Regions from separate parts of the Mus musculus genome. Here regions 1, 3, 4 and 5 are each linked to region 2. A link is a loop called in an ENCODE intact Hi-C map of the cell type or tissue named here. Cell type or tissue: heart. All regions are shown on one strand. Region 1 overlaps Gm32622 (a long non-coding RNA gene). Region 2 holds the start of Gm32622 (a long non-coding RNA gene). Region 3 has its middle 100 kb from the start of Gm32737. Region 4 overlaps Gm32622 (a long non-coding RNA gene). Region 5 has its middle 430 kb from the start of Mir6343.

Evidence for each region. Hi-C counts contacts between places; a loop is a spot of excess contacts. Peaks named below come from ENCODE experiments on the same cell type or tissue, not always from the same donor. Only the 100,000 strongest peaks of a DNase experiment are listed, where the experiment ranks them.
Region 1: a loop joins it to region 2, with 2.3 times the contacts of the local background. A loop is called at or near these places in 3 of 42 quality-filtered maps.
Region 3: it touches region 2 in a loop (1.9-fold over the local background); 2 of 42 quality-filtered maps call a loop at or near these places.
Region 4: it touches region 2 in a loop (2.2-fold over the local background); 3 of 42 quality-filtered maps call a loop at or near these places.
Region 5: it touches region 2 in a loop (2.1-fold over the local background); 2 of 42 quality-filtered maps call a loop at or near these places.

The regions. Positions count from the first base shown.
Region 1 is chr1:75,990,438-75,995,437 of GRCm38, reverse strand. All of the region lies in intron 3 of Gm32622 (a long non-coding RNA gene), which reads right to left. Among named protein-coding and RNA genes, the nearest start is that of Gm29065, 26 kb to the left of the region's middle. In heart, no CTCF peak of the experiment used is centred here; no DNase peak of the experiment used is centred here.
Region 2 is chr1:75,934,930-75,939,929 of GRCm38, reverse strand. Gm32622 (a long non-coding RNA gene) reads right to left here and starts at 3,198. Exons shown (of 6, transcript XR_865555.3): 1 at 3,023-3,198; 2 at 312-454. In heart, a CTCF peak has its summit at 3,094; a DNase peak (open chromatin) is centred at 3,159; H3K27ac peaks cover 1,343 bases.
Region 3 is chr1:76,192,945-76,197,944 of GRCm38, reverse strand. No RefSeq gene overlaps it. Among named protein-coding and RNA genes, the nearest start is that of Gm32737, 100 kb to the right of the region's middle. In heart, no CTCF peak of the experiment used is centred here; a DNase peak (open chromatin) is centred at 2,914.
Region 4 is chr1:76,006,718-76,011,717 of GRCm38, reverse strand. All of the region lies in intron 4 of Gm32622 (a long non-coding RNA gene), which reads right to left. Among named protein-coding and RNA genes, the nearest start is that of Gm29065, 10 kb to the left of the region's middle. In heart, no CTCF peak of the experiment used is centred here; DNase peaks (open chromatin) are centred at 1,097 and 1,927; H3K27ac peaks cover 188 bases.
Region 5 is chr1:76,940,436-76,945,435 of GRCm38, reverse strand. No RefSeq gene overlaps it. Among named protein-coding and RNA genes, the nearest start is that of Mir6343, 430 kb to the right of the region's middle. In heart, a CTCF peak has its summit at 2,570; a DNase peak (open chromatin) is centred at 2,605.

The DNA.
Region 1 (5,000 bases), 56 kb before region 2:
GTGCAGACAGCATAGTAGCCCTTGTTTCTATATTTAGTTGGAGATGCTGGGAATTGGACCCATGGTTTAAAGCGTGCCCAGCAAACAATGTACCTCTGAGCTGTTTTCCTGGCCTCTGTATTTGGTTTAATTTGAGCCCATTACCCCCACATATTATAATCATTGGAGTCAAAATAGGGATTTTATTTGCAGCTTTGGCTATGACCAGAAGCCAAGGGTGACCAGGCTTAAAACTCCAGCATTTAGGAAGTAGAGGCAGAAAGGTCCCCAGTTGAGGCCAGCCTGGACTACATAATGAGACCCTGTCTCACTGAAACAAGAGGACAAGGCCACATGTGCACAGTATTAAGCACATCAACTGCCCACCCCCACCCCCCCTCAGGGATGCTGCAAGAATTCCAGGGCCAAGTACAGACTGCCCAGTGTCTCCACCCACCTAGATTCTCAATCCAGTTGGCTCAGACTCAACATTCTCTTGACACTAGCAATCTTATGAGTTTTCTTTCTAAGACTCTCAGGTTCTTAAGCTAAATTCAGTACCAGGAATAGTTATGTTCTTGTCAGAAACTCTTCTGGTGGCCAGGTGTTCAGGAACACCTCCACCTCCAGCATGCAGGGGCACAGGGTGTGTCTTTCTTCACAGATGCTCCCCTCAGAGGAAGAAGACAGAAAGGAAGCATTCTATCCCATCATGCCTATGTGCTTGATCTTGCCCCTGCCTTGCAGATTGGCCTACAGACTCTTCTGTGTCTTTGATGATGCTATCCACCTTTACCATGGGGTGGGCAACTCCATCAAAACAGATACATGCTTCTAACCTTGGCATCCAAGCCGTCATCACCAACTCTTGATCCAGAGTCACGTGTATTCCCCCTGACTTTAAGCACACAACTCTCATTCAAATGTTTAGATTTTCACACCCCCCTTCCAAGCCCCCATGCTCAGACCAGTGGTTAAATAGTTCTATCAAGAACAGCAGTTCTCAACCTGTGGGTTGTGTCCCTTTCGTGGGAGCCAAACAACACTTTCACAGATGTCACCTAAGACAATCAGAAAAAAACGTATTTACATTATAATTCATAACAGTAACAAAAGTACAGTTGTAAAGTAGCAACAGAAGTAGTTTGATGGTTGGAGTCACCACAACATGAAGAACTGTATTAAAGGGTAGCAGCACTAGGTAGGTTGAGAGCCAGTGATCTAGAACTTCCCCCAGGGAAACATTTAAGGCCAGAGACAGGGGCTGTATGTGATCACTCTTCTAGTCACCCATAAGCTTGGCGGGAGTTAGACCCAGAGTAGTGCCACTCATGAACAGGACCTGAGGGGGAAGCCCACTGGGGATACAGAGGTGGGCCCTTCCCTTTTTATGTATAGCTATGTTTAGCTGTGTGCTAATAATTCCATAAATTGCCAGATAAATACACGCACTGCCTTTGAATTTGAAAAATATGTATTTCCAAACACATACTCCCACAAATTGATCTTGTTTGATACTGATAGAGATGTTTAGAGTCTTTAAGTGTTGGTTTATTGAGTTGTTTGTCTGGTTGGTTGCTTCTCATGTAGAAATGCTGCATTAGAACGTATGGTCATTTCCCCTTCAGCTGTCGCCTGAGATCTGAGATGGACAGGAAGCTAGGTGGATTGAAACAACACTCCTGGAATCACAGGCTATAATCTAAAAGATGTCAAACTATCATGAAAGAACAAAGGAAATGTTTCTTTTCTTTGTCCCAACCCTGAAGATGGAACTGTCTTCTCCTTTTAAAAAATATTGTTCTAGTCTAATTGAATTCAAGATTCCCGCACTGCCTTGTAACAGCCACGCATAAGCAAATGCTTTAACTGAGCACACACACACACACACACACACACACACACACACACACCCCTATGATCAGATGATGAATTTCATAATTCAGGGCTGGGCTTCCTTCTTCCCCTCTAAGCATACCTGAGTCCTGGAGTTGGTCCTCTTCCCTACATGACCACTGAACTGATGAGAAAAACCTGCCTTGGCAAAAGCTGCTGTTCCACTTCTTAACCATGTCCACTTGCAAATCTGTAGGACTAGACGGAGCCACCAATGAACAGATTTCTTCCCTCTTAAAATAAGGAAACTATTCCAAAGGAGAGGCCTTGTGGGAGCACTTAGAACATTCCAGAAAGTGAAGTCAATCAATAAAGACAAAGTTACTCTCAGTTCTGATCTTCTACCTACCTGCTTTTAACACTGACCTAGCCTGGTTTTTTGTTTGTTTGTTTGTTTGTTTGTTTTTTGTACCTCCCTCTGCCTTTGAAAAGGAGCCATCCTCTGCATCCCCAGATGCCAGGGGTAAAGAAGGGCTTACAAAGGCTGCCCCCACACTCCTGAGCAGACATCTGCTGAGACAGACATTTTCTAGGTCACATGAAGAAGCACTTAATGGGGCTGTGGCTTGCCTGGCCTCCACTAAGTAGCTGCCACCATCTTGTAGGAAGACACACCTCAGTGATCTAGAAGATCCCCCCATGAGCAGGGAACACATCAGCAGGCCTAGAAGCTCTAAGCACTCAAGGGATCAAGGAATCGTTCCTAGTCAGCATCCTTCAATATGTATTCGTCATTTCCCTGCATGGCAAGGTGATGAATCCCAAGTCTTTGGTTAGAATCTCAACTCTGCTCATTTATTGCAATATGGTATTGATATTTCCTTTCTTTTCTTCTTGTTTTAAGTCTCTCTCTCTCTCTCTCTCTCTCTTTCTCTCTCTCTGTATGTCTGTGTATGTATGTATGTACATATGTGACTATATGTGTGTTTTCTAGAAATATTTATAAAATGATTGCAAATATGAAACAATATTATTTATGGCATTTTTTGTTCTAGTTTCATTTCGGTTGCCGTGATAACGCATTCTAACAAAAACGACTGGGGGAGCAGATTTACTTTAGCTCACAATAGCAGTTTAGAGCCTATTATAGCAGGGAAGCCAAGGCAGCAGGAATTTAAAACAGTTAAGAGTTTAAAAACTCTCAGTTCAAGAGTTTAAAAAGAAGTCCCAGGTTGAATCTCTAGCTCCATGTTTCCTACTCATCATCTCCTCGGCAGCTTTGTCATATAACTTCCCCTTCTTGTCTCTTCATCTATGAAGTGAAAGACTTGAAGCAGATCAGCCCCTGCTCCACACCCACAACATCAGCTGGAGTCTAAACTAAACACAGAGATGGAAACTATTCAACTCTTCACATCACAGCTACAGTCAAAAGCAGAAAGAAATGAAAGCACGCAGGCTTGCTAGTGCTCAGCTTACTCTCATTAAACACACTCGAAGACCTAAGCCCAGGGAATGGTGCCACTCATGGTAGACTGGCTCTTCCCACATCAACTAATGTAACCAAGACAATTCCCTACAGGTACACTCCCAAGTCAAACTGATACAGAAAATTCTTCATGGAGATTTTTTTTTTTTAACCAAATGACTGTGTCAAGTTGACAATGAAAGCTACTGATCATATGAGGCATAAAGACATGTCTAAGTTTGAAAGACATTTTAGATCACTCTTAGAAAGTGAAGAACAGATCAAGAGTTTAAAAAGAAGTCCCAGGTTGAATTTCTAGCTCCATATTTCCTACGCATCTCCTAGGCAACTTTGTCAAATAACTTCCCCTTCTTGGACCTGTCTCATCATCTATGAAGTGAAAGACTTGAAGCAGATCAGCTTCACGTGCACAACATCAGCCAGAGTCTAAACTAAACACAGAGATGGAAACTATTCACGCAGAATGTGCATGCTTTTCTAAAAGACTACACTCTAAAATAATAAAGAAGATGAAAAATAAATAAGACATGGTTTATTGATTACGACCCTGTTTCTTCAAACCTAGACATGTCTTCATATTCTGCTTTTCCATTAACAAATAAATTTCAATGCACTGTTTTTAGTACAAGATTTTATATAAATCATTTATAGAGAAAGAGTTTTAAATGATTGCAAACTGCATATGTTCTCAGATCTATGTGTATCTGTGTGCAGATATGCATGGCCACACACACACACACACACACACACACACACACACACACACACACACACACCGGATCACCTATTTGATCCTCATAGATACCAAAGCTCATGGGTGCTTTATGTATATGAAGCAACACCTCCACAAACATTCATTTCCATCATCTTTAAAGCCTCATTCACGAACTACTTAAGAACAAGAATTCTTTAGTAACCAGGAAAGGAAGGCAGGTCATCTGACCTGATCACAACTCTGGGATGTTGACTGCTAGACCTTGACAGTTAAATTGGTCATAAGGTCCAATACTGCACCCACTGGTGTGTTTCAAAATGGAATATTAGACTGGCAGTCCTGCTTTGCTTAGAGGATGCATAAGGCCTTTGCATTAAAACCTTTCTTATAGCCTTCTGTCGTGGTGTACACCATCAGTAAGGCAGAAGGAGCATGGCGATCACAATTTCAAGGCCAACCCAAGCTATAGAGTAAGCTCCTATCTCCAAAAACAATATGCTTTGTACCATATGTGTTTGTTCAGGTGGATAACTGTTAAATTTCATATCCATGAACAATATTCCATAACCCCCGTATACCAGCCATTTGCTCACAATTCTGTTTAAATTTCTTTCTAATTAAGCTGTAGACATAAATTCAACCTTCAACTTGTTATTTTAATAATAATTGTAACAATTAACCCATAAGTGTTTTATCACTAACAATTATTAAATAATAACTTGTATGCTCATTAACATAATAAGTCTTGCTAATTGCATGCTGTCTCACAATGAGATTAACCTATGATCAGACAGAAAGCATAGGATAAAACAGAATCAAAGAATAGCTTTGGAGCCAGCTGGGCAATTGTTCAAAAAGTTTGTCTTCACAGAGGTAGGGGTAGGACTTGGGGAAGTGAGGGAGACACCGTGTTAAATCACAGTATAACAACATCAATTAGAGCAAGAAATGTACTGTAAGTGTTGGTGTCACTTTGAAAAA
Region 2 (5,000 bases):
CGTGTGTTCGTGTGTGCGTGCGTGCGTGCGTGCATATGTTCAACCTCAGCCCTACCATTTTGACCCTGTGAGTAATTGAGCTCCATGGCTTGACCCCAATAGCATCTTAATGATCCTGTAACCAAAATTTAGCCATCAGTACACCAAAATGAGTGTTGGTTCCTGGGTATGGTGCGCATGCGCATGTGTATTTACTTAACTCCTTATTCTCCCTTTCCCTCTCCTCACGAGTGCTGTTCCTTTGTGTGTCTGTCCCCCTTGCTCCTGTGGGCCTCCCTCTGTAGAGCCCTCATGCTCTCCCCAGTCCATACCGTTCTCTCTGTGGTTTTCCTCATGACCTTGTGTCCCATTTGCCCATTTGTTCCTTGGTGTTTCTCTGCTCCCTTCTTCACTCTTACCGTCCACTTTCTGTCTCCTTCCCCAACTCCTTTTCTGAACTTCTCTTTCTCTGGACCTAATCAAAATGAAGATAATTTCATAAATAGTAGAAAACAAATTAAGAGGATTTAATGTGCTTACCAGGATATCAAGAACTTTAAGTGAATTGTTGGGATTATTTAAGAAATACGTATTTTCAAAAATAATTAATATTGCTATGATTCCATTCAAATTCTTGTATTTGCAATTTCCTTAGAACAAATGGGCAAGGCCAAACTTTTCTGCACTTTAAATCATGAGGTCATATGCACCTGCAGCACTGAGACTATTGTCTGACTTTGGGCCTGCTGGAAGGACACTTCTTGAGTGACAACAGTCATTGAGGCAGACTCAGTTTCAGATCATCCCACCATGCTCCTGTCCAATGAGCCTTGGGGTACCAAAAGCTCCAAAATGCTATCTCTACAAAACCCAAGTGCCCAGATTCCCTGGGCAGCACAGCAATCCAAGACATGCTTGGACTCTTCTTATCGTCCTTCTTAAATTGAAAGTGAATAGAAAGAGACTCTGACCCCAGGACATCTGAATCTCAGCTTTTTTTTATAATACCTACCACCACTGTTTGTTCATTTCCCCAGATTTCTTTCTCCCAGAACATAGCACCTCATCCATGTACACACACATTCACATATACATATGAATGTATTCATACACATGTACCCATGCATACATACAATATATTCATTCATACACATGCATGCACTCACACACATACATATCCATTCATGTAGTTATACATACATTTCATACACACACATATACTCATACATGCATAGATTCACACATATATGCATTCATTCATGATTCATGCTTACAAATATATATTCATAAATATGCATTTATGAATCTACACATACACTCAGGAACATACACCTTTATTCATGCAAACATACACACACATTCATATAGTATACATATACACACAACATTCATGAACAGGCATGAATACATGCATGAATTCATATATACACATTCATCATGCACTTATGCATACATACGTGCATTCACACATATACACATTTGTGCACACACATGTATATACTCATAAACACATATATGCATTTACACAGACATTCATTCATGCACTCATATATAAATACATGCAATCATGAACACCCATATTTATTTGTGCACACATGCCCACATACCTGTATTTGTACACACACTCATTTGTACACTCATGCATACACATGTGCATTCATCTATACATATGTATATTCATGAACATATACACACATGTTCCATTTTCTCACTGCACAGTTGGTTTCTTCTTTGATTTCTGTCCTTCTAAGGGTCACAATGGTTGATGCTTAGTAAACGCTGCTGTCTGAATGTCTGTGTCCCCCTAGCATACATGTGTGAAACCTAATTTTCAATATCAAAGCAGTAACAAGTAGGGCCTTTGGAATTTGCTTAGGTCCCTGGGGCCTCCTCTTCAGTGAAGACACCATAGAGAGCTTGCTTTCACCATCCAAGGGTGCCATGCATAAGGAAAAGTCTTTGCCAGAAGCAAATCTGCCTGCCCACTAATTCAAGCAGCATAGTTCCCAGAACTACGAATAATGATTCTGTTGTTTACAAATTATCCACTCTTAGTGTCTTGTTATAGTAACTCAAATGCACTAAGTCCAAAGCTAACTACAGGCCTCCTGTGGCTGGAAAGTACCTGACACTCGGCTCCCATACATCTGACAAGGATACTGCCACTGTCTTTGTGCTCCAGGCAAGGAAACTGAGGCACAGAGACTATGAGCAACCTGTCAACATCCATGCAGCCAGCAGGGAGGAAAGATGATACCCCCCCACACACACACACACATACACAAAGGGAGGCATAGACCACCTCCCACATCACACACACCAGCCTGTCCATGATTAGCAGGTCTGTGTGGTGAGTTCCCTGTCCTCTGCTCCCAGGTGAACACTCACGAAACCCCAGCTAGAACAAGCGTCCCTGAAGATCAAGCGGCTTCGGTGTGCTGAGGGGCAGAGCTCTGAGGTCATTCTGAAGGCGTGCCAGCTTCTTTAAGTACTTAAAGGCAGAAAGAATCACAATCCCCTTGACTTTTTATTTAGAGAATAATCAAGAACCTTTTCCTCCTTCTCTCTCACTGAATACAATTTATCTTTATCAAACCAGAAAAGAATGTAAGTCTGGCTAGAAGTTTCTCACAAAGCCTGACGAGATGAAAGGTGCCATAATAGATTCACAAAGCAGCCAATTTTTTTTTAATCTGTGGAGAGCTGGCTTCATATGATCCTTTCATACGCGTAAAAAGTAAGACATTGTGTTTATGTGGCGCATGCATTTGTCTGCATCACAGAATGGGGGTGGGGGTGGGAGGCGGTGACCAGACACCAGACACCTAGAGCCTTCGCTGTTTGTTTGCTTTTGGTTCTGTCCAGGTGTTTCATAATAGTGGAAAACCTGCTTTTTAAACACCTGGAATTTAGACCAAGTGGCCAATTCAGGCTCAAAGAACTGCATTTGTTATCTGTCCTAAACAGGAGCTCGCCCCATACTTCTTACTCAACTGAAGAAAGGGAACGTTCACATTGTAGTAAGCATGACGATTGACCGTACCTGGCTTTGTGTCAAGCAAAAGTAAGCATCCGCATTGGAAAGGCCTGACCTTGAAAAGCTGGTTAAATGAATGCTGCGCCGGCTGCTGGCTGCAGGGCCAGCCAGGAAGTAGGTCGGCAGAGCTACGGGGCTGGCTTCTGTCACTCCCAGTCTGAGCTTGCACAATTCAGAGAAGGGGAAAATGTTCTCAGATGAGAGAAGCGACTGCGTGCGGTTCTGGGCAGCAGCATGTCATACTGACAAACCATCATCACTACCAAATGACATCACCCAGGAAGGCTGTCCACAGGCAGGAGGCCGAGTTCTGCTTCTTTAATCAGTTACATTCATTTGATTCTTTCAGGGGGGGTCTTACATTTTTATTTATTTGTATCTCTATTTGTGTGGTGCCTGAAGAGGGTTTGGGATCCCCGAGCTAGCTTGAATTGCAAGCAGGTATGAGCTATCCAGTGCGGGATCTGGAAAATGAACTCAAGTTCTCTGGAAGACCAGTAAGATCTCTTAACCACTGAACTTTCTCCAGCCCCTCAGATTGTTCAGTTTATTTGGCAGCAGCTGCTGCTGCTGCTGCTGCTGCTATTCTTGTTGTCGTTGTTCTTGTTCTTGCTCCTTTCAGCTTCCCAGCAGAGAAACAAATGTTACTGTCTGCTTTCTCTGAACCTCGCCACACCGTCACCTCTTCTTACAGGCTGCCTGCCAGGCACTTAATGGTCCTGGCCTGAGTGATAGACAAAATAGACCAATAAAAATCTGCAGATTTTGGACACTTACGATAGAAGGAGCAATCTCTCAGTGATGGATGTGCCTGGCTCAGGAGCGTCCACCCACACACCCACGTCACTGACATGTCATAGGCTATCCAAGGGTAACAGTTCTGCAGTTCCCAGGGCTCACCTACTGTGTGCCACGTCTCCCTTTCCTAATCTGCAAACTAGGGCAATCTATGCACTTACTCTGTGGGGTTCTGCTCTGCATTTAACAAGTAGAAACTGATGAGGCATAAGTTGGGATAATCCAAGAGTTTAATCAAAACAACAAATAAGTAAAGCTACTGACAACGAAGCCTGAACCACGTAGCTAAAGCTCAGGGAATGAAGGAAAAGTACAGAGCCCAGTGGCTGGCAATAGCGGGTACCAGCATCATGCCTGGGCCTACAGAGATACTGGAGTAAGTGTGAGTATCAGTGTTCATGATGTAACCTATGACCCACCACAGCAGGAAGCAGCCTGGGATGCTAACCCTGCATTAATGAACCCAAAGGAATAAATGCATTGATTTCACCCTGCTTCTTGCCTCTGCCTCTCCATATGCCCCATTGGCTGAAGCCAGAAGAATGTAGAGCACAAGGGGGGATCTTTCATATATCCCACATGGGGCACATCCTGGGTACCAAGGAGTAGAGAAGGGAGGAGCAAAAATGGGTGGCATGAAGCACCAACAGTTTGATGAGAAAGAGTTGAATGCTTAGCACAGTGCCTAGGACATACATCCAGTATATGGTAAGAGTACTGCGTAGTGAACCATCAATGGTGTCATATCAAGCTGGCATCTTAGAGGGAACTGAGGCAGAAAAGGACCCCTCGCCTCTGCAGGAGGATCTAGATTCTAATCATTAGAGACCTGCCAACAACTCTAGTGCAAAGGCAAGTGTCCCCCTCCTCCACTCCTTGATTCTGGGGTTTTGCTTCCTATTACATCAGGGGATTATGAGCTGATGCATGTAGGGCCTCTCCAGTTTAAAATGCTGTGCTTCAAGGCTGATGGCCAACATTTGAAGTAATTTCAATTGGTCCCTAATAGTCCCAATTTTGTTATGTTTTTTTCTTGATCCCAAGATAAATGGCTGGATTTGGACAGTACCACAGGGACGTCCCGTGCCCGACTCAGCCATAGCGCCTTTCCAACCCTGTTCCTGGAGTTCTCCCAAACTGACATCACAGTGTCATATCTACTTTGTTCTCAGAGGAAGCAAGGTCA
Region 3 (5,000 bases), 260 kb before region 2:
CTTTATCCACGGATTGTGAACTTGTTCAGGGCAAGGTACCAACTCACAAGTGTTCTGCGTTTGAAGGACAGAACAAAGGTCTCTTGCCCTAGCCCTGGTTGGCCTGCAGCCTATCATTACTCAGCATTAATCCTACTGAGAGAGGCAGGGCAAAGGGGGGCATCTGAAAAATAGTAGAGGGATTGCCCCCTCCCTTTTCCTAAGGCTATGTGTATCTTGGCTATGCGTTTCCTCAAAATGATTCCTTGCCACTCAAAATAGTCAACACAAGAGATATTTCCCATAGATTTGTGTGACTATGGCTCCAAGAGGGCAGACCTCTCCAAACCTGTCTGAACCTTAAGATTCCCTCAGTCAATCTGCTCCCCCTTCTGTATCATTTATACAGTATGAGGAAATGATACTGGTATCCCTATTTGTTTTCTAAATAGTTATGAGACAAAAAACAAAAAATCATTGGGATAAAACTGCCCTAGCCTGGTGATCCACCATTTCATCGTTTCTATCAATCAGAAGTTACAAATGAGTCAAAGACCCAAGAGCTACGGAGCCCACTATCTTAGGTGAATTCAAGGTGTTCAGGGTAGTTGTACTAGGCAGAAAATGAATGATATTGGTTCTAAAATGGTCATCAGGCATCTGTGCTGTACACGGACATTAACCTCATCTTTTACCAGTTCTCCTGAGGTCACTGATGACTGCACTCACGCTCAGAAGTTAAACACTCAGAGTCAACATGTGACGTTCACTCAAGATCAATTCCTCTCTTCCTCATTGTGGTTTTATGATGTCTTGCCATAAGCTATATCTAGTTATATCTCTGTTTTGGCTATCTTTCTGTTGTTGTAATAAAACACTACAGCCAAAAGTCATTTACAGACAGGAGTGTTTATTTGGGCTTATAGTCCTGGAGATGTAAGAAGAGTTCATCATGGCAAACAGTCATGGCAGCCAGTGGCAGGGAAAGCAATCTGAACGATTTCAAACAGGAAGCAGAGAGAATGAAGTTGAAGTGAACCTCAGCTATGAATGCAGGGGTGTCCAGTGATGTATGAGGCGCTTCCAATAAGGCTTCCCACTCTAAAGTTCCATGACCTCCCCTAACAGGACTATCATCCAGGGACCAAGTGTTAAAACACATGAGCCTATGGGAGGAGATGGTGAGTCTGTAAATTAAACAACCACAGCTGCTTATCAAAGGCCATCAATGGGAGTTAGCAGAGGGTTCCAAGGAAGAATTCTAGATATGCAGCTCAAGGTGGCAATCACCTTTTGTCCATACAGAGGTAGGCAGGTAGATAGATAGATAGATAGATAGATAGATAGATAGATAGATAGAGGATAGACAGATAAGATAGGAATCTAAATACAGTTTATTATCATTGAACTTCTCCTTACAACTGCCTGATTAAGAACCTAGAAGCCAAGACCCAGGCTATAATCCCTATGTAGTATAGTCTAAGTTAACTTGGAAATCATACAATGATCTCTTTGATGGGGTCCCCCATTTTAAATCTAGTATAAAAAGTGTATGATCTCAATATCCCTATGCAAGGAATGGAAAAGTTGTTTAAGGACAAAGAAAAAAAAATAAGTAAAAAAAAAAAAAAGTGAGTAATCGGTTCACCATGGACAGGAGGACCTTGGCACATCTCAAAGTAGAGAACAAAATAGCATTGAAGAAAACCAGAATTTTCCACAACTTCAATTGCACTCCATTTTCCAAATGTGTACCTTTTTTAAATGATTAGGTTTTTTAACAATCTAGAATAAAAAGAGCAAAGAGTAAAGAAAATAAATCTCTCCTTATTCAAAATTTGTAATATTGGGACTGGCCAACGAAAACAGGGGATCACTTGGACCCAGCCCTGCACCATAATTAAATTAGAATGTGTTTAAATTCTTAATGGCATGGTATTTTACACAGAGTCTGAAACATACACCTAAACACTCGAGCCATCAGGAGTTATTAACACAAAGTGCCCAATAACTGGAGAAGTACTCCAGTGAGTTATCACTCCTCCCTGGCTAATGAAAGTAGCCCTCCTCTCCAGTGACTCAGCCACACAAACCAAAATTACACTCTGTGTAGCTTGAAAGCTTTCAGAAAGCATTGAGGCAGCTAAAAGGCTGCCTTTTTGCTAGATAATGCAGGCTTGTTTTTACTGAAGTGTGTGTATGTGTGTGTGTGTGTGTGTGTGTGTGTGTGTGTGCGTGTGCGGTATAAGCTTCCTGTCCATTTCTCTGTGTGGAATAAAAAAAAAATTAGTAAATAAATAAAAATGAAAGAACTATTCAGATCTCAATATATCCACACAGCACAACCACAGTTGTATCCATTGTCAGTGGGAAGCCGCTACAGATGTGGTAGATCTGTCGCAGAAAGCTAGGGACTCCAGGTTATTTACTAAGCTTATTTTGATAAGAAGTTAAAGTGTACATGCCAAATAACACTTGATATCAGGCTATAAGAGATGATAGAATTCAAACCAGTGGGCACTGGGCACACATGTGGTTCACAGAAATACTAGCATTCAAATACTCACACACATGAAATAAATTAAATAAACAATTTAAGAAAAGAAAAAAGAAAGAGTGTATGTATTACTGAACATAATCCAAGCTTACCTGTAACCCTAGCATTTAGGAAGAGAAGAAGTTTGAAGATAGTCTGGGCTACATACTGAAATAATGATGGCTGAAGAAAAGATAATGGAAGAAAAGAGTGAGGAGGGCAAGGAAGGGGAGGTTTCAGTGTAAGTAGCAAGCTAACTATGTAATCAAACTTTTATTAAAATTAGGACTGCCTGAACTCCTTAACCAGCAGTATTCACGGGCCCGCACTGGGACTCAGGTTCTTGGCAAGAGTTCCAGTCTCTCCTCTCTAGACATTCTGGCATGGGCCCAAGTTACTTTTGCCAAAGGTGTCTAGCTGATCTCTACCCATTGGGCTAATGCCCCTCCTAATCTCTAGGCCAGGCACTGGAAAGCAATCTTCATAAAAATAGCTGCCAGAAAGTTCGAGAGGCAGAGTGGACACGATTGCTAACACTACAAGAGCAAGTAGCAGCTAGCAGCCTTCTCACTGTGGAGACAATGTGAATTGATCGTATAATCCTCCTATTAGTCAAAGAAACTGGCAGAGTGAAGGTCCTTCACCTAAGGAGTTAAATAAAGTTGGTACCCAAGAAGGAATTAAATGAAATTTTTGAGAGAATAAATAAAAAAGAAACTTGTCAAGATAAGGACTTTTCCATGACCAAATCCAGATCATGCCTAGATTTTGTCCAAAACCACTTTTGGAAGCCCAGTGCAGCCAAGAAACAGGTGGAAGACCATGGGAGTCAGGGCTGGAGTAAGAGGTCAGCAGAGTAGCCACATTGATACAGAAGGAACAGTGTGGCCATGAGCCATGTGTGTTAGGGATTAGCACAGACCTGAGGATATAAAAGCCAACCTGAGAAGCTAGGAACCATAAGATATGGAACAAAGCACTCTGTAAAGGAGCAAGGGACACAGTAGAAATAAGTAAGTCATATGAATGCTGAAATTAAGATCGTGGGTTTAAGGCCCATCTTTGTTGAATGTCTGCATCTTGGAGCTGGGTCAGTAGGTTCCTTAAAAGGCACATGGCTAGTTAGAAGACAGCTGAATTATAAGGGGTGTTATAATAACAGGAAAAATATTAATAACAATCACTGAGTTATTTTTCTATGTTATATATCATTTAGAAGGTTTTATATTATATATCATATATCATACTATATATTATACCATTAAATATTATATATTATAAATTTATATACAATTATATATATTTATACACAATATCATATATGGTTATATAATTTTATATAGTTTATATATTTATATTTTATTTACATTATATAATTTTATATAGTACATATAATTATATAAGATATATGTTAAATGTTATATTTTACATTTTGTATATTACATATAATCGTTATACATTATGTTATAAATTATAGATTATATAACCTATATATATATAAAGAATAGTAATACATATTATTATGTGATCATATTAAGATTAGTAATGTCACTGAGTACTTAATATGTTTAGAACTGTGCTAAGAATTATCATTATTCAATATTATTGGTGTTTGTGTGGGGGTATATACACACGCATATGTACCACGGAGGTCAGAGAACAACTTTCACTGGAGGGTTCCCTCTTTCCACAACTGAATCCTAGAACGGAACTCAGGTCACCAGACTTGTGTAATGAGTTACCTTCTTCCCTGAACCAGCTCACCAACCCTGGGCTTAGAGATCAAAACACATTCATTTAATTTAGTCCTCTAACACCTCTGTAATGTCATCATATACTTGAAAACTCTGTAAGAAGACACAGAACTTTCTCCCCACGGTTATAGACAAGGCTGAAAGGAAAACCCAAAACAGACAATGGTGTACTAAATTTACATGACGATACATCTTAATAACATCAATGATTAACTCAGGAAAGACCACAATATCGAGCTTGAAAAAAAAGTGGGATGAAGGAAGGTGAAGGAAAGAAATGGTCAGAAGGTGGAAACAGGAGGATCAGACCTGATGTGCTCACTGAGCTACCAAACCACAAAAGAGTCCTCACTCCAGTAGTGGAAACCGCAGCTTAGAGAAGCCACACAATGAACCATAGTCCAACCAACACTGTGGCCTCTTTCTGTTTGTCTTGCTTAGGAAAAGCCAAAGACAGCAACTTCAACTATAGTTGGAGGATGATGTCGGAAAGATCAGCAAGGCCTTGTTTCTCTTTGAATCAGCCTAACACCACAGGCTATGGCCAGATCCCAGTGTCTAAAAAGACTTCATCACTACAGAATGTGATTGCAGCTGATGCCAAGAGTCTTTCCTCATTGCAACGATAACTCATTGGAGGTACACCACTTTTTAAGCAGGGTTGGTAGATACATGTGGGCCTTGTTAGCATCGAAGTCTTAACAATCACTTCATCCAAAATCTGCAGGGAC
Region 4 (5,000 bases), 72 kb before region 2:
AGAGAGAGAGAGAGAGAGAGAGAGAGAAGAGACTCAGGATGGTCAGCCACTGTGACTATGAGTAAGGCAGGAGCTTTCTACACTCCCAATGCTAGAATCCACCTTTAAACATTGCCAGCTGCCCTCCCAGCAAGGGTCACCTTCCCAACTTCCTCGCATCTGTCAGTAACTCTGCCAGTGTCTGAAGCAAGAAATCAGTCATCATTGGCCACTCTCTGGCCTTCAACCCCCATGTGCAATCTGTGACCAAGCCCTGTCATCTCCACTCACAAGCCTCTCCATTCACCTTCTCTTTCACAAGGGAGGAAGATTTTTAGCATAAGCAAGCAAAAGGCTGCTGGGCAGATACATTGCTCAGCATCTGCCCCCTAACCCAAGCTTCCATCAGCCCCTAGCACAATCCGACCCGGCCTGTTCTGAGCAGGCGAGTCCTGGAGACTGGATGCACCCTGAAGGTGCACAGGAGGAAGTAACTTTACACCTCAACAATGTGACTTCAAACTTCAAACCTCCAGACCCATAGGAGAATAACTTCCCGGTGTTCCGGTCACCTGAGTTTATTACAGCAGCCACAGAAAACTAATATGAGAACAGAGAATTATCTAGATAATTAGCAGCTCATCTGAAATAGGTTGCCCTGCTGCTGCTGTAAGCTTGCAAATGTAAACCAACTTCCTATTTATGTTAGTTCTCTTCTTTACATTGGATATGCATGACTATGCAACCGCCTGGTGTTATTTGTTATAATGATGGTCATTACTGTCACCATTTTTAACCACTGTCTATAAGATGCGTCAAGCACCTCAGGCTCTCCTGACATTATCAACTGAACCCTTTGAAGATGTTGAGTTGTAAGAAAGGGTAACCTGGAAGTAAATTCATCTTCTTTCTCTCAGTATTTACAGTTCTTCCCAACAAAAGCATCAAATCCTACTTTTCTACACAGTTTTTTTTTTTTTCATGACACAACAGCTGAAGGACGCAGCCAGCCTCCAGTTCTACACTTTGCTGATGAACTTCCTGTTCTTGTACTCTGTCCACACTGAGGAAACACCCGGGCTTCTCCCCAGCTTGGTCACAAAACCACATGCGACTTGGATGTCTTCACTTGTTTGGTTTGGCTTGGTTTTATATTGGCCTCCAAGCCACAACTGTCTGACCCCAACCTCTCAAATGTTGAGACTTTTTTTTTTTTTTTAAGATAAGGTATCATTGTTAGGGTTTTGGCAGTGGAAGAGTACCTTGGCAAATCAATTGGGACCAAGGATTGCCTCAGAGGTGACATCACACAACAGATCTCACACAAGAGAATGAGGAGAAAGTGAAAGGTAACCTCTTGGTAGGGGACAAGCAGGAGACAGAGACTGAGAGACAGAGAGTGAGCTGTAATGGCAAGAACCATTTAAAGGGTGTGCATGTTGCATTTGGCAAATGGGGATGGTGTGGCCGCTGCTGCTGAGGTCCTGAAGTCTGGTTGTGGGCAGGCAGATCCTAACAGTTATTTAGTCCATAGTGAATTTCCTCAAATTCACTATGTCAAGCAAAACCTTGAATGTCTGATCCCCCTCTCTCTACCACCCAAATGCCAGAATCACAGGCAAGTATCACTGTGCCCAGTTTACGAAGTGTTGGGGATTGAATACAGGGCTTTGCATAGCTGGGGCAAGCACTGTACAAACTGGGCTGACCAGCCTTGGAGTCTTCATTCTTAGTTCAGTGCAACTAGTAATTTTCTTTCCTAGGCTCCTTTCCCAAAAAACTACCTTAAGAGACAACTGAGAAAGAGCACCCACCGCATTCTTTATGTTCCCTGGCCATTTCTGAAAATAGCACTGTTCTGACAGGAAATGACAAACAGATGCCCCTTGACCCACCATGACCCCAAAGTGTCTGATCATAAGGTCAGCACGTGGCTTGTTCATTTGGGAACAGCCAAAGCCCGGGCTTCTTAATTTAGAGTGTCATATGTCACAGCTGTGATAGATTAGGGACATCCTTTCAAAAGAGGCCTTTTGGCTGTTGCTGGGGCCATTGCTCTTATCATGCCTGAAGGCAGGCAGGAGGGAAAATGCAAACTAGTTAAGAGAGCTGGGTAAGAATCAGAGTGTCCCTCATGATTAAGTGACAGTAGGAGGCTGCATCACCACCGAGGATCCCACCATGCTCCGGGCAATCCCCCATAGCAAGGACCAATTCAGACACCAAGGAGAACCCTCCACCAGGGTAAGCTTCAAGCCAATTTAGGATGAAGACTTCTCTGCTAGAAGACTGACAAATTCTTAGGAAGAATATTCTGAGTAATTCCAGCAGTTAGAGGCATTTCAATGCAAAGCAAATTTATTAGAAGAAGCATTCGGTTTCCTCAAAGGAGAACACTCAGGAGGGACCATCCATTCCCCATCTCCGCTCACACTGTTGACTTCCAAACTTGGATCGTGTGCTCAGCCCTCTGAGCTTACGATAGCATTGTTCCGAGGCTGTGGGTTTTCTTTTTTTCTTCTAGAAGCCGTTAAATCTTTTCTCCAAATGAAAGTGTGATTATGTGAAATCTAATATTAACAAAAAATTTGCAGAGCTGTAGGTGCCATGTGCAGAAAGAATAGAAAGGGGGCTGGGGAGAAGGCTGGATTGCTGAGTGAGATACTTGCCACACAAGCCTGAGGACCTGAGTTCGATTCCCATCACCCATGGAAAAAGCCAGGTATGGTGGTATAAATTTATAATCCCAGAACTGGGGGCCTGGAGACAGGAGGATTCCTGGGGCTCACTGGTCAGCTAGTCTAGTCAAATCAGCAAGCCCCAGGACCCAGCGAGACATACTGCCTCATAAAACATGTGGACTCAAGTTTGACCACCTCTGCCTACACACACACACATTCATACACATATACACACACGCACACATTCACACATATATACATATACACACACACATTCATACACATATACACACATTCATACATATATACATATACACACATTCATATACATATACACATACACACATACACACACACATATTCATACACACACACACACACACACACACACACACATACAAATGAATTCAATTAAGAAGGGCAGACAGGATGGGCTGACTCCTTCACAGAGGAGAGTCAACGTGCTGCTGTACTTCTGCACTTAAGTCAAGGTAGCCCAAGTGTGACCTTCTGATTCCAGAACATCTCTTAGAAATGGGTTCCCTGTGTCAACTTAGTCCCCAGGTTCCAGGGAATAACTGCTTTAACTGTCTTTCCTTGATGAATTCTGTTCTAACTAATTAGAAGATCAGTTATGTGAACAACATGCAAGTATAATTTATAAGCAGAGAAGTAACCACAACGCAGGCAGATTTTTTAAAATCTCTCATTTCAGCAGGCCTTAGGCACTCCGCTGCCCTCCTGACACCCACCTTCAGTGTGCTGAAAATAATGCATGCTTATAAAGCAAAAATTAGAAACTTTGATTCTAATTTGCTACTCAGAGCCTAGAAAATTCAATGGCTTAAGGCCAAGATCGCATTCTACGCTCCTAATTGTATACAACACTCATCTTTCTTGCAAATAGTCAGAAGTTACGCTGGCTAAAACCATGTACATAAAATTGCAAAAAGCATTTGGATTAAGATTCCAAAGCATCAATAAAGGAATTTGTGTCTCACTATATTAGGGCCTGCTAGAACCAAATGCCGAACACTGCTAAACAACTGGAATGTATTGCTGAAGATCCCAGAGAATGGGGAGTTCAAGATTAAGGCAGGGACAGATATGGTGTCTGACTGGAACTTGTGTGTGTGTGTGTGTGTGTGTGTGTGTGTGTGTGTGTGTGTGTGTTGTTGTTGTTGTTGTTGTTGTGGTGGTGGTGGTGGTGGTGGTGGTGGTGGTAGTGTACATGTGTATGCATGCATGTAGAAGTCAGGAGTAACCACAGGGTGTCATCCCTCAGGCACCACACACATTGTAAGTGAAACGGGGTCTCGCACTGGCCTGATACTCATTAAGCTGGCCAGACTGGCAGGCCTGCAAGCCCCAGCAATTTTCCTATATGGAACTCCCCAACATGGGGATTATACATGGGTGTCACCAATGTTTGGCTTTTTTCTTTTTTCTTTTTGCATGGGTTCCGGGGACCCTGTGCAAGTCCTTGCATGGCAAAGCAAGCAATTTACTAACTGACTCATCTCCCCAGCCCCACACTTGGTGTTTCCAGGCTGGATCCTTACTTACCTCAGAGCATCAATAAGAGCATCAATCCTGCTGGGGAGGGCTTTGCCCTCATGACCCAATAACTTCCTAGAGGCCCTACCTGTTTATATTACTACACTTGGGATTAGATTTTAACATATGAATCTGGGGAGGGGCATAAGTATCCAATCCATCGAAAATGCACACAGGAAAGCACTTCCTAATACAGCAGAGAACAGCTAAACTGGCACTATTATCCTAGAAAGTTCTTTTCAAAGCTACCTTCTATCAGGAAAATGCAAATCAAAACAACCCTGAGATTCCACCTCACACCAGTCAAAATGGCTAAAATCAAAACCTCAGGTGACAGCAGATGCTGGCAAGGATGTGGAGAAAGAGGAACACTCCTCCATTGCTGGTGGGACTGCAAGCTGGTACAACCACTCTGGACATCAGTTTGGTGGTTCCTCAGAAAATTGGACATAGTACTACGGGAGGATCCAGCAATACCACTCCTGGGCATATTCCCAAAAGGTGCTCCAACATATAACAAAAACACATGCTCCACTATGTTCATAGCAGCCCTATTTATAATAGCCAGAAGCTAAAAACAACCCAGATGTCCTTCCACAGAGGAATGGATACAAAAAATGTGGTACATTTATACAGTGGAGTACTATTCAGCTATTAAAAATGATGAATTCATGAAATTCTCAGGCAAATGGAAGGACCTAGAAAATATCATCCTGAGTGAGGTAACTCAGTCTCACACACACACACACACACACACACACACACACACACACAAACACATAT
Region 5 (5,000 bases), 1.0 Mb before region 2:
ATATTAAAAGTGAAGTAACTATGTGATGTTTGCTTTTTAATAATGTTTTTCTCAGAGATCAAGTCATTTAATTTATAAGGATTTAAAAAAAAATTATGCTTTGGTTGTACTCTCCAGGACTTTCCAGAGAATCCCAAATGTGTATACACACAGACACTTATAACCATATTCACCCTGAAAAATTGGCTGCTATAATTACAGGGTGTGACAACTTCTACACACCAGAAGCTGGAGGCACAGGAGGGCAAGAAGTAAATGTTCATGTAGTGGCTGACCAATGTCTCAACACAGACAGATGTCTCTTTTCACTGCCTTTGATTTTCTTGAGGCTCTTTATGGCACAGTTAAGTCCAACACATAGATTTAGTCATCATAGTTTGTTCTCAGTCGAAAGAACATAGTACAGTTGACAACATTCTTTTGGGGCAGAGATGAGCTGTTTCCAATGGGGCTGTGGTACATTCAAATACACAAATGTGTTGGAGAATTGCTGTAGTCATAATGATATGGTTTGAAGGTGAAGTGTCCCTCCTACTCTGCCACAGCTCTTATGCATGAATGTTGTTATGCATGCAGTTGATGGTATTGTTTTGAGACTTGCAGAACCTTTGATAGGAGAAGGCTATTCTAGGAAGAGGGTCACTAAGAATGGGTCCTGAGGTTTATATTTCTTAGTTATGGTTTGAGAAAACCTCTTTCTCCATCTTGATCCTCTGAGATGTGAGGAAGCAGTTGCCCCACATTCCCTTCACTACAGAGACACCCACTGCCAAGGGTAGACTGTACTCCTTCAAACTGTAAGCCACAATAAACTTGTTCTGCCTTAAACTATTTTTTCTCACGTATTTTGTCACAGTGAAGAAAAAGACAAGCTACCATTGAGATATAAACATTATGTCGCTTTTCCAAAACTGCTGTGGCAATTGATACTCAGTGACAGTGTTAGACCACTGCTCACATCCTCATTAGCAGGAGACATTCCTGGTTTAATCTGGCAGGCAAGAGAAAGTTGAGGCAGATAAAAACCTCTTCACAAATTCAACTCCAAACTTGTCTAAAAGAAAACATCTCCCTAAAGCTGAGAGAAAGTTGCTCAAACAGCACAAACGGGAGCAGCCAAGATGCCTAAGAGAAGAGAGAAGGGAATAAATGTAGGCTTTCCATTTGTAGCAAAGTATTTCCCCCCCCCCCCCCAGGAGGATTCTTGGTGTGGGCATCAGGCCAAGAATCCAGGATCTGCTTGGGGAAAAAGGCAGGGAAGAGGCAAATGAGAGACTTCACAGTTCTGTAACACCAGAAAAACAAAAGTGAAGACGTAAAGACTCCAGCACAAACCGATATATCTATCAACACATTTTACAGGCTCTGAGGCTCTCTCGAATAAGCAGCAGGGAAGCCGATGAAAACATGTAGACCAGAATTGCCTCAGTTCCAGGCTGTTGTGTGGACTTCCGTTAGAGGGCAGGACCCTTCAAGGACTTGGATCCTTCTGAACAGCACTGGCCTCAATTCCAAGAGTCTGTTCAAAGAACAGAGAAGGACCAGAAACACATAGAGATATCATTTTGCAAAGATTGTGCCAACTATACACAATTGGAAAAAAGTGTACAGTCTACATGGTTTTTCTCCCCAGAAAAGTAAGAACTCAGTCTAAATAGGATGCTCTCGGGGTTAAAGAGATGGTTCAGGAGGTAGAGTATAAATAATAAGACCAAAGATTGAATTCCCCAAACTCATGTAAGTGCTGAGTTAGGTATGGTCAGCTGCCTGTAATTTCAGCCTTGGAAGGGAGACAATTGGAATCTCCTAGGAAAGTAGGTTATCAAGGCTTTCTATATAGGCAAACTCGGGATTTACTTGAAAGACACTGCCTCAAAGAATAAGGTTGAAGAGCCATGAAGGAAGACCTCCTATATCAGCCTAAGCCTCTGTATACGTGTGTACTCATGTACATACATACCCGTTTACACATATGTGAGCATGTGTACATACACTTGCATGAAAACAGAAAATATAATCTCCTATTGATGCCAGTAAAAATCTTTATCTGCTAACTAAAAGATCTTTGTCTTTAGATCTTTGTCTTTTTTTATTGTCTCTGCCCACCCCCCCTTTGCAGAACTCAATGATTTCATTTGATTATTGAGCACCAGTCTTCAAACTGTTAAACTTTGTACTCATCATTTTCCTTCGAGTCATTAATAGAGTGTGGATGACTTCCTCCATGCAGGTGAGATTCATCCCCGGTGCTGGCACACAGTCCACCTTCAGAGAGTTTGCTGCCCCTTTAAATCTTGCTCTCCTTCTATTTTCTCTCTGATTCCTAGAGTGCAGCTTTGCCAAGGACCCAGACAAACTAAAAAGGCTGGAGTGTTTACAAATGACCTCTTTCTCCTTGGCAGCCCTGAATTCCGATTTCTGTTTACTCAGTGTTGTGAGATTGCCAGATCTCACTTCTCTGTTCAGCTGCAGTTTACTGAGCTTCTTAACCTCTGACATTGCTCAATGAAGAATTGGCCCATGCCTAAGGTGCATTACCAGAGAATGCCAGGCTTCCTTCTCTGTGCCTCTTTATTTTAAACGACCTTGGTCTCTTAAGTCCTTGATTCCTCGTTGGCCTGAACCCCAGCTCTTGTCTGCATAGTCTCCTGGTGGTGCCAAGACTGCTGCCTTCCCTGCCCTCTGGCAGACACTTTCTCCCTGGCTTTGCAAACTCTCAATCAGACAAAAACAAACACAAGTCCCAGGAGGAAAGGAAGACAGAGAAGTTGAGTTCCTCATGAGGATGGAGCTATTTCCCAAGGACCTTAACTCTCAAATGTGGTTAACCTGTGCAACATCCCAGTGTTTTCATGGAATTATACTTGTATATGTTTTTTATGTTCAAGCTAATTCTTGGTGCTACTCTTATTCTCATATAAGCATGCTAATCATTGCCCCAAATCATATTTATGATTCACTAACCCTGAGTTGAAAGATATTGTTTCCATTTTACAAGTGAGTTAAAAGATTTAATGAAGATAGACATTTTACAGGGGTCACATGGGTAGCAAAGGGTGGGTAGCAAGTCATGAGTTCTGATTTCAGGTTCAAGCCTCTTTACCACATCATGTGACTCCAGGATCATTTGGCCAGTTGGTGAGAAATGTATAAAAGAACGGGCTACTTTGAATGAATTTTCTAGAATATACTGGCATATGTATCTACTTAAATAGATAAACATATACTTATATGTTACATTGCTAGATTAATGTTTCTTCTGGTTTGGCTCTCACACAAAAGAAAATAACCATTGGAGAAACACATTTCCAAGTGAGTTAGTCTTCATATTAATTTGAACATTAAAAAAAAAAAACCAGCCCATTTTCATGAGAGCCTAAAATTTGGAAATCTATATGTATGTGTACACATATTTTACAAATGGATTATTTCCATTTAATTTTAACAGGCTTTAATATTTGAAATAACATAAGAAGTAACATTGATCATCACTTATCAGATCATGTATATTTGGCTTGCACTAGGCTTTAAGGGGGATATTATATATATTTTTTTCATTTCATGAAGAAAGAAGACAGAGTTTAATGATACATTTTAAAATCCAACCAAGTGTACACACAATATTGTTAAATATAGATCTAAACCATAGAACTGAAGCCTGAGCTCATGTAGTTAAATATCCCATGGCACACTCCCTTCCTGTTCTCTTCTTTCTTGTTCTTTCTCCCCCTATCATCATTAATGGAGAAAGAACATGCTAATGGTTGCTGGCATGGATACAGAAAAGTGAGGGAAGCTTCCAATCTACTTGGTAAGAAAGAAAACTGACATGAGAAATAGTGCACCACAAAGTGTCCTTACGGTTTGAGTGACACAGATAAAAGACACAGGAACCCAGAGGACAGAGAAAGAGCGGTGCCCCTGTTGCTGCTGCTGACTGCATGGTAAAAGACTCTTCATGTATGAATCAAAAGGCAGAACCTAGAACTTGGTTAGCAAGGGACAGAGGGTCCAAGACACAAGGACTGCAGGGACAAGAATGTACATTGAATGTCAAGGCATCAAGAGCACCATTCCTATTTCTCCTATAAAGGTTTAGTATTGCTAGAAACTTCTATTCAGTATTACTTAAAAAAAAAAAAAACCCACAACACAGAATTATTTCTATCATGACCTTTGAATAGAATAACCAAAGAACTCCCTACAATCCCAGTAATGTTCACCTCTCTGGTTTTCATTATTGCTTGTCTAGTGATTTGTTTAAGTCTTCAATAATTCTAATAAATGCCACTTTCCTTCAAATTGAGAAGGCCTTGACATATTCTCAGCAATATCTGCAAAGATAGTTTATACATCCCACCTGCTCATCTGCAGTTTTTGATAGAGTAAATTTTGGTTTAGCTACAGAGAGAAAAAGAAGTCCAAAGAGACCCTTACTGTGCACACAGAGGCTGAATTGCTTCTGACAATGGGCATCTTAGGTACAGCCTCTGTGGCCATCAGCCCGGAGCCCAGCAGCCCACCAGCTCTTGGTCAGTAACTGCAGATTCATTTGCTTTTGTTTCTACTTCTGACCCAAGACCACTGCGGAAAGCCAAACACACTCCCAAATCCAACCACTTGAGATTCTGTTTCTCTGGAAAGGGCTCATCTAACTTCCAGTGTAGATAGTCCCCATTCAGAATTGAATCATGTTTTTTCTCTTTAGGGTTGGTGATCTGAGTGTTATTGTGGCAAAGCACCAAAGTTATAAAGAGGAAAGGTTATTTGGGGTCTTGGTTTTAATGGTCTCAGTCTGTGATAGTTAGGATGAGAATAGCCCCCCAAAGCTCATGTATTTGAATGCTTGGTTAATGGATGCTTAGGAAAGATTAGAAGGAGTGACCTTAGTCGTGCCTGGTGGCACACGCCTTTAATCCCAGCACTTGGGAGGCAGAGGCAGGCGGATTTCTGAATTGGAGGCCAGCCTGGTCTACAAAGTGAGTTCCAGGATAGCCAGG